Linked DNA regions of Homo sapiens: region 2 is linked to region 1. A link is a contact called in ENCODE Hi-C or POLR2A ChIA-PET data. All regions are on one chromosome and are shown on one strand. Each heading gives the region's core, a stretch centred on a gene start or an enhancer-like site at or near the end of the contact. The rest is flanking DNA. Distances are from core to core; before and after follow the strand shown. Region 1 overlaps FHAD1 (forkhead associated phosphopeptide binding domain 1). Region 2 overlaps FHAD1 (forkhead associated phosphopeptide binding domain 1).

The links. Hi-C counts contacts between places; a loop is a spot of excess contacts on that map. ChIA-PET counts read pairs that join two places held with the same protein, here RNA polymerase II (POLR2A).
Region 2: a map with no recorded cell type shows a loop between it and region 1 (7-fold over the local background). The contact joins two enhancer-like sites. A Hi-C loop is called at or near these places in 1 of 168 maps with a recorded cell type or tissue (endothelial cell of hepatic sinusoid) and 1 of 37 single-sample maps with no recorded cell type. POLR2A ChIA-PET finds 5 or more read pairs at or near these places in 2 of 52 experiments (Panc1 and naive thymus-derived CD4-positive, alpha-beta T cell).

What each region holds. Positions count from the first base shown.
Region 1 is chr1:15,281,704-15,286,177 of GRCh38, forward strand. The region is part of intron 3 of FHAD1 (forkhead associated phosphopeptide binding domain 1); the gene reads left to right. Among named protein-coding and RNA genes, the nearest start is that of FHAD1, 37 kb to the left of the region's middle. Within about 2 kb of position 1,973, at least 10 of the 41 ENCODE cell types and tissues checked have a DNase peak (open chromatin) inside an H3K27ac peak, as active enhancers do.
Region 2 is chr1:15,324,623-15,329,522 of GRCh38, forward strand. FHAD1 (forkhead associated phosphopeptide binding domain 1) reads left to right here. Exons shown (of 34, transcript NM_001391957.1): 12 at 2,437-2,520; 13 at 3,655-3,807; 14 at 4,724-4,900. It overlaps FHAD1-AS1 (FHAD1 antisense RNA 1), which reads right to left. Exons shown (of 2, transcript NR_148919.1): 2 at 2,058-4,900. Among named protein-coding and RNA genes, the nearest start is that of FHAD1-AS1, 17 kb to the right of the region's middle. RefSeq lists an enhancer at 1-761. Within about 2 kb of position 2,074, at least 3 of the 41 ENCODE cell types and tissues checked have a DNase peak (open chromatin) inside an H3K27ac peak, as active enhancers do.

The DNA of each region.
Region 1 (4,474 bases), core at 723-3,222:
TGAGCTAAAATCGCGCTACTGCACTCCAGCCTGGGTGACAGAGTGAGACACTGTCTCAAAAAAAAAAAAAAAAAAAAAAAAGGAGAGGGGAGGAAGGGGGCATTGATTAAGACTCAGCTCCACCTCCTGGTTGGGGATTACTTATGTGTGTTACATTCTTCTGTAAGGAAGTGTCTCTTCTCTGCCATTGAATTATTTACTCATTCATGTATCTATATCAGTACGGACTCCTCTGTCTTTATTTGATTCTCTGTGCTATAATCCACCTGATGTTATTTATTTTGTAGCTCATATTGTCCTAGCCTTGGCCACTGGAGCGCTTTTGGGTTGGTGCTTATCCCTCTAACAGGGCCCGCACCTTCTGTTTTTGAGCACTTACTCACTTTCTGCTGTTACAAGATGCCCCAGGCTCATAGTGTATTCTCCCTGCCCCAGCCCCAGAATCAGCTGAAGGGTATTTTTTAACTTTGGCTCTGTTTGCCAATTGTTCAATTCAGTTCGGTCAGCAGGCACCTAGAGTGTGTGCCAGGCCCTTCACTGGGCACTGGGTCCAGCCAGTGCTATGCTGATGAGTGTCTGAAAAAGTAAAGTATGCAGGTATAGTATAAAGCTTACTGACACAAAGAATGTGTAGCACATTCTTTATAAATAATAACAAAATATGCAGGACTCTTTATGGCAAATTTATCATAAATTCCATAGAGCCATTGATTCTCACAGAGGGTTTTTATTGATTTTTGCCAAACTCTTGTATCCCTAGCCAACTTATGGTAGCAACTGATGAATGTTTCCAACCGGAATACTGGTGGATATATTTGTTTACCTTTGTGAGTAAGACGAAAGTGAAATGAGAAAGATTTGTATTGGAACCTCACATGTTCATCAATGACATGAGCACCTTCTTTGCTATCATAGTTTATGAATACCAGAAGAAACTATTGGATAATAGTTTTTGAATATCAGAAGAAAATTTCCTCCATATCTTTTGTGCTACTCATAATGTGATGGCTACAGACATAAAACACTTTTAAATCTCATCTGTATTACTAATATTTTATCCAACACCTTCCTAAGAATAGACAAGCAACAAAACAAAAAATCAATCCCTGATTTGTAACATTCCCTGATTTCTGTGGTGTAAATACTCCCATTAATGCAGAATAGGCAAGCCCCAAAATTGGGACTTAGCCAGGGAGGGTTCTTGGCTTTGCCCAGGAAAGAATTCAAGGGCAAACCAGCAGTGTGAGACAGCACCTTTTATGGAAGCAACAGTGCACAGTGGCAGGAGCGGGGCTGCTACTTGCTCAGCAGGGCTACCCCATGGGCAGTGCGCCCAGAGTAGCAGCTCAAAGACAATTCTGCAGTCATATTCATATCCACATTTAATTACACAGAAACGAAGGGGTGGTTTATGCAGAAATTTCCAGGAAAAGGGTATTACCTTTCAGGTAGTTGGGTCATTGCCATGGAAAGGGGTGGTACCTTTTGGGTGTTGCCATGGCAATGCGAAACTGACATGGCACACTGGTGGGCGTGTCTTATGAAAAGCTGCTTCCACTGCGGCCCTGTTTTAGCTGGTCCTCAATTTGGTCTGGTGTCTGAGCCAAACCTCCAGAATTGAGTCCCACCTCTTACCTCACCATCCTGGCCAATTTCAAGCTTCACTAACACAGAGCCACAGAGAGCTGGGTAGCAGCACATCACTCTACAGCACTGCCAACACACAGACGCAGTAGGAAGAATAACTGTAAGAGCACAGATTATCATGAAATATAGTAAAATAATTAGGAGGCTAAGTTTTAAGTATTTATTACTGTTGTTTCTGGTATAATTTAATTGTAAGTATATATAATTTATTTTTTAATGGCTGTGTTTATCAGCCAGCTCACAGAATTCTCAACATTTACTCATCGGCTCTCATGAGCCAGCACCAACAGGCCCCAGCTCTCCTCTGGCACAGCAGTGAGCCAGCTACAGCCCTGCCTGGGGGGAGACTGCAGTTCTCTGAGTGGCATCCAGGGTGCTGCACATACCCTGTGACTCAGACTTGCAGGAGGGAACCTATAACGTTCCTGGAAAATCCTGTCCACACATCAATCCTGTCCATGCACCATCTTGGGGATTTTCACACCATCTATTTCTCATTTTCATTTTTTAACTCAGAAAATCTATTCTTCATTAGCCAATCATCTAAGATCCTTTTGCAAGTATGGAAAGCAAGTGCAAATCATGACTTCAAATGACCTGGAAGCTCCAGGGGCACAGAGTTTGGAGTCAGACAGCATCACCACTTCCAGGCTTCAGGACCTGGGGCAAGTCTCTGAACCTCACTGAGCTTCTGCTCCTTTAATGCACAAAATGTGGGTAAAAATGCTTCCCCTACCCCAGAGTTATTCTCGTGATTAGATGGGGCCACATATACAAAGGGCACAGCACAGCCTAGCACCTAGAGCCTTCTCTCCTTGGTGGTTCAAAGCCAAGTGGTAAGAATTGGAGGCCAGGCACAGCGGCTCACGCCGGTAATCCCAGCACTTTGGGAGGCCGAGGCGGGCGGATCACGAGGTTAGGAGATCGAGACCATCCTGGCTAATACGGTGAAACCCTGTCTCTACTAAAAATACAAAAATTAGCCGGGCATGGTGGTGGGCGCCTGTAGTCCCAGCTACTCGGGAAGCTGAGGCAGGAGAATGGCATGAACCCGTGAGGCGGAGCTTGCAGTGAGCTGAGATTGCGCCACTGCACTCCAGCCTGGGCGACAGAGCGAGACTCCATCTCAAAAAAAAAAAAAAAAAATTGCAGATAGCAGAAAACATGACAGATGCTCCAAGGGCAAGGTCTACTTCCCCACCTTGTCCACAGCCTCCAGGGCTTCCTGGAAGAATGCATGGGTCCTGTAGGACTCTGGGCAAACTCCCTTGGCGTTTTAGGGTGTCCTTCTCACCCTGAAGCCTTGACAGGGTCAGAAGCAGATGTTAGCGTAATAACACAAGAAACAAGGAGATCATCCGGAAACAATGGATTTGGAGTTCTCGAGTACATTACTGGTTGGGTGTTTATTCAAGCTGATAGAAATTCAGCCGTGGGTGTGGTCCAGGTGGTTGGCAGCCTGCTATTTTAGACAGTGTGGGAGAGATCAGGAAAAGCACATGCGGCCTCAAAAATAAACAAAGAAAAAACCACCACGCCACACACCATATGGTCAGAGAGAAAGAAAGAGGAGGAAAGAAAGAAAGAAAGAGAGTGAAAGAAAGAAGGCACTAGCAAGTATTTTTTAACTAATATTTCTAAGCCAGACTTGTTGATAACTGACCTTGATCCCAAACTCTATGTACATTCTAATGTGAGCTCAGCCAGGAGCCAGTTTTTCAGGAGTCTTTTTTTTATGTTTGTTTATCCTCCTCACTGTTTCCTTGTAGTTACCAGCAGCAATTTCTGAGAAAACCTTGACCTTGCTTATGATAGAGTAGGCCTGTTAAGTAGAGAAGACTGACATTAACCTTCCAACTAAAGCCACCCTAAATCAACATGCTTTCAAAAAACAAACAATGCCGGGCGCTGTGGCTCATGCCTGTAATCCCAGCACTTTGGGAGGCCAAGGCGGGTGGATCATCTGAGGTCAGGGGTTGAAGACCAGCCTGGCCAACATGGTGAAACTCTGTCTCTACTAAAAATACAAAAAATTAGCTGGGCGTGGTGGCACATGCCTATAATGCCAGCTACTTGGGAGGCTGAGGCAGGAGAATCGCTGGAACCCAGGAGGCGGAGGTTGCAGTGAGCCGAGATCACGCCACTGCACTCCAGCCTGGGTGACAAGAGCAAAATTCCATCTCCATAAATAAATAAATAAATAACAAAATAAAACTTTTTTTTTTTAACTGAAAGAGCTGATTGCAGTCTTTGCTGCATTTACACATCATGCACTGGCCCCTTTAGAGACCCTCTCATTAGCACTGTGGGGGCTACAAGTGACAAAACCAGCTCAAACTAGCCTCACAGTACTGAGCAGTTAGTGCAGGGTGCAACGCGAGCCAGGGCTCAAAACCAGCTTCTCTGTTTGTTCATTATGCACAATAGCCAAGAGGTGAATGCAGCCCAAGTGTCCATGGACAGATGAATGGATAAATAAAATGTGATCTGTCCATGCAATGGAATATTATTCAGCCATGAAAAGGAAGGACATTCTGACACATGCTACAACATGGGTGAATCCTAAGGACATTGTGCTAAGTGAAATAAACCAGTCACAAAAGGACAAATGTTGTATGAATCCACTTATATGAGGGACAGAGTATTTAAATTCATAGAAATAGAAGGGGAATGGTGGTTACCAGCGGCTCTGAGGAGAGGAGAAGGGAGAGTTATTTAATGAGAATATATTTTCACTTTTGCAAGATGAAAAAGTTCTAGAGATCTGTTTCACAGCCATTAGACTATACTTAAAAATACTGAACTGTACACCTAAAATGGTTAAGAT
Region 2 (4,900 bases), core at 824-3,323, 43 kb after region 1:
AGTGGGGGTGAGAGAGGAGGACGCCCAAGGTAGAAAGACAGACGTGCGTTAATTCTCCCATTTATCTCATGAGCAGAGGCTGTCTGCAGCTCCCCACCCCCATGGACATCGCTTAACAGGTTTCTGCTGCTGGGAGGCCTCCCACTCGAATAGTTTACGATGACCCGAGACCCGGACCAGGCAGCCAATCCCGGCTCGATGCCTGCCCCCAGTTAACCGAGCTCCTTGCCCCCAGTGGTGTTTCTAGCATTTTCTCCTTAATGTTTTTAGTCCTGACATTTACCACAATCTTTCTTCCCCTTGGGCCCCAGCAGACATTACAGACAGTGTCTATAAGGAAATGCCACTTTTCTTAATAAGGTAAAACCCTGGAGTGTCCAAAGTGCGTGCTGGATGGAGAAGCTCCCGGCTGTGGGTGAGCCACTCCGACCTGGTCTGGAGGTGCTGTTTCTTTGATGCTGTGGCCTGAAATCGCCGGTGGCCCTTCCTGGCAAATGTGACACAGTCATGGGGGCCGGAATGTGCAGACGAAAGTTTACCAAAAGCTAAGGGAAAGCAAACAGGAAACCAAGATGGGAGGGCATATGACCCTGAGGAATGTGGTCCCCCAGGGGCAGCCCACCCTAGATTCCTCCACAGGGGTCCCTCTCCTGGAAACCATGACTCCAGGGGATCCACAGAATGGTTTGCACACACACGTGTGTGTGCGTGTGTGTGTGTGTATTACTGGGAAGGAGGGCCCCCCATGTCTCCCACTGGGTTCTCAGGAGGGTCTGTGAACTACCAAGAAAGGTTAAAAGCCAGGATCTCTCAAACCACCCAGCTCAGCTCCCAAAGCCCTTCCATTTTCTACCATCCAAGCCTTACCAGGCAGTGTGACCAGGCCTTTGTCCCTGTACCCTAAAATTCAAATATTCACCACTGTAACCGCCAGCACCATTTCTCCTGTGGGGGCGCCAGCCCCTTATCAAGGGCAGAGAACCTGCCTGTCTGGGCCTCTTCCTGTGCACATTGGCTACCCCCAATCTTCCCCCTAACACATACCTGATTTGAGGGTCTGACCCGTGCTCCTTGCCCAAGGGCCAAGGTTCTTGTTATAGCTCTGGGCAGAGGTCATCCAGGAGGAGCCCTGGAGGTCCTGAGACTGCTCCAGGTCTAGACTTGAGAGAAAGGACAAGCCCTCTCTCTGCCTCCCAGTGCCTTCCCTCTCCTGTATCTCCAAGGCCCTGCTCCCTGTCCAATAGTCTGCCCTTCCCCAGCCAAGTGACCCCAGGCCCGAGGCCATGTCTAAGATGACCTCTCCCTCCCAATGGCCCTGGGCAGCCATTCCTGTGGGGAGCCCCTGATGGCAATGGGGGACCATCATTCATAGGGCTTCCTCTACACAGTCAATTCTTTGGGTGAGCTGGGACCCTCCACTTGGCCATGAAACCAGAGGATGGCTTTGAGAACCTCATGTCACCTGGTCTTCTCCTGGCAGGGTCACTGCAGAGATGTCCGTAAGACGTTTCCCATTAGAACTCCCCTGTGCAGTAAATACCTGTGTCTTGGGCCCCAGGTTGAGGCAGTAGCCCTTTTGGTCCCTTCAAGGCTCTGCTTTGGAGTATTTAATAACCACGTTTTGCCAGTGAACTGGAGACTCACGCCAGGGGCTGCCATGTTGGTAAATTCTCAGAGAAAGTCGGGCTCCTTTTTACCTCTAACTACTAATGGAATCAGGACACCTTGGACTTGTCATTCTGTAAGTCCGGACTTAATGTAACTGCTATTTCATCAGCCTTAACCTGAAAACACTAGCACCCAGGAGGGGCTCAGTGAAAGCCACTAGAAGTAGAGGCCCTTGGCTTAAGGTGATGTTTCTGTGTACAGGCATCCAGCAAAGGTTAGTTGGGTGTCTGAGTGTCTCCTCTACACCAGGCACCGTAGTAGGCTCCAGGGATACCGAGATGAACAGAGTGGACATAGTCTTCAGGACTCTTATGGGCTCAGGCATGAAATGGAGAAAGGGAGAACACTCTCCTCTCCCCGGGCTTCCTTGCTGACTACACAATTTACTTGGACTGACAGCCTCAATATTTATTTCACAGTCTGGTGCCAACTTAGCAATTACGGAAGAGCGCTCCCGGCCCCAGACTTCCCATTGGATAATTGGCAGCAAGAGGCTCTTCTGAGGGTTTGAGACATGTGTGTGCACTGACCACAGGCATCGTTCGGGTTAGGCAGGCGTGCCTAAAAAGTAATTAAAGCCTGCTGTTCTCTTTTCTTCTGTGGGTCCCGCCACTCCCCGTGAGCGGTGAAGATTCTGATAACGCGGAATGGTCATTCAGGCGTGCAAACCCTGCTAAGTGGTGTTTCCCGCACCCTGCCATGGAAACGCTGCCCCCACTTGCCGGCCCCTGCTGACCCCCTGACACTGTTGCCCCCTCTCTGCTGCAGCTGGAGCACTTCAGAAGTCAAGTCATCAAGGCCACCTATGGACGGGCGAAGCCGTTCCGGGACAAGCCCGTCACCGACCAACAGGTTAGTCTGCCGTCCCTGCCACGTGGCTCCTTCACTTTCCTCTTCTTCTTCTTCGTGGATCTGGATTCCAGACCCTGGGAGCATATGTTTCTGTTTTTGTTGGTGGCATATTTTTCACACTGTTGCTACACCATAAAGATTTGTTTTGATTTTATGGGATTTCCTGGCTTTTAAAGTAAAAGCCAGTTAAAACTCCCTTGAAATGTGTCTGTGAAAATCAAATTAAACCATTCGGGCTTACTTCTGGTCTCCAGACATGCATGTTTCGCCTCCATTAGCACTGGGAGAAAGGGAGCCGCCTCCCCACAGCCAGTGCGTTCTGGCGCGTTCCTTCAGAGGAGAAAAGTTGACAGTGGCAGTGAGGGTGGATGTCTGGCTGTAATGATTGCCTTGCTGTTCTTCCACTACACTTTCTAGCCCCCTGTGTCAAAGCACAGATGGGAAAATGTGCCGTGGGCTGCTCTCAGTGGGTGTGGGAGAACCTGACCTGCTGCTTATGAGCCCATAATATCAGGCTCAGTGTTCTGAATCCCTATACAACACAGAAGAATCTGGAACAAACTCAGGGCCACAAGACAGGCCTTTGGATCATAAAAATAATCTCTGATCGGCAAGGAGTGGTGGCTCATGCCTGTAATGCCAGCACTTTGAGAGGCCGAGGCGGGTGGATCACCTCAGGTCGGGAGTTCGAAACCAGCCTGACCAACATGGTAAAACCCCATCTCTATTAAAAATACAAAATTAGCCGGGCATGGTGGCGCGTGCCTGTAATCTCAGCTACTTCAGAGGCTGAGGCAGGAGAATCGCTTGAACCCAGGAGGCGGAGGTTGCGGTGAGCCGAGATCAAACCATTGCACTCCAGCCTGGGCAACAAGAGTGAAACTCCGTCGCAAAAAAAAAAAAAAGAAAAGAAAAAAGAAAAGAGAATCTCTGATTCTGGGACTCATTCCCTGGTGACAGGACCAACGTCCCCCTTGACAGCCATCACCAAGACATATCAGGACCTCTGTCCTCCCGTGCTTAGACAGGGACTTAAGTTGCATCTCTCCCCTCTCCCATTCCCCTTCCCTCAGGGCCCCCCACCCCTGTATGTTACATCTTTTTTTTTTTTTTCCTTTTTCTTTTTCTCACCAGTTAATAGAGAAAATTACCCAGGTCACTGAGGACAACATCAATTTTCAGCAGAAAAAGTGGACCCTCCAGAAAGAGACCCAGCTGAGCAACTCCAAGCAGGAGGAGACCACCGAGAACATCGAGAAGCTGAGGACGTCGCTGGACAGCTGCCAGGTGGCCCCTCCTTACGCTTTCCACAAATGGTCTCTTTGTCTAATTTTTGTGCGGCTTATTTGGGAAATTGCCCAGCTTTTTTGGAGCAAGTTGGGCAGAAATGCTTGGCTTTTCTATCCACTTTTTCCTCTTGTTGGAGAAACTTGTTGGAGAAGAAAAAACAAAGGGCCTAAAAAAATGCCTCCCGGGAGAACTTGGCGTGTCCAAAAAAGATGCCTGAGCATCTTCAATTACTGACTTTGAGCGGCCCGCATCCCCAGCCAAAAAGAAATTGTTTTCATAGCCCCTATGTTATTTCCAGAGAAACCAAAGAAACATTCCTGCTTTTTATTTGCATTTTCTTGTTTTGGCCCAGCCACAAAAGGCGGTTTCCACACCGTTGCTTTTGACTCTGGAGGAGCAGGGACGGGAGGACTTGGCCACAGCCCTGCGGCCCCCACCCTGGGACATGGCTTATCAGAGCAGGCGGTGGCTTCTGCTTTCTCTGGAAATCAGCAGCTCCTGTTTGGGGAGTTTGTGCAAATGCTGGCTTGTCAGCACTCTTTCAAATCAGGAAACCACGCTTTCCGACCAGCTTGTGTGTTGATCTTGGCAGGAATTCTGACGAATGGAAAAAAGAAGTAGCCACATTTGCTTCTCATTGCAGCCAAACTGTTGATGGTACTTTGGCTCTGGGGTTTCATAGACCTAAAAGGGGGTTCGCTTTGACCATCAAAAGTCCAAATTAGAGTATTAAAAAAAAACCTGTCAAAACATAAAAATTTTAAAAAAGAAAAAAACTGAGTCCTCCCAAGGCGGCCAATACGTGGCGCTGCCTGCTTCGTGGCAGAGTCAAGAACGCTGTTCCTCGAAGGTCACGTCAGGGGCTATTTCTGGCCACAGGGCCTGGGCTCCTCATGATCTCACCTCTTTGCAGGCTTGCATGAAAATATCCTGTTGCAGCCATGACCTGAAGAAGGAGGTCGACCTTCTTCAGCACCTCCAGGTGAGCCCACCTGTCTCGGGGCTCCAGAAGGTGGTGCTGGACGTCCTGAGGCACGCGCTGTCCTGGCTGGAGGAGGTGGAGCAGCTCCTCCGGGACCTCGGGATCCTG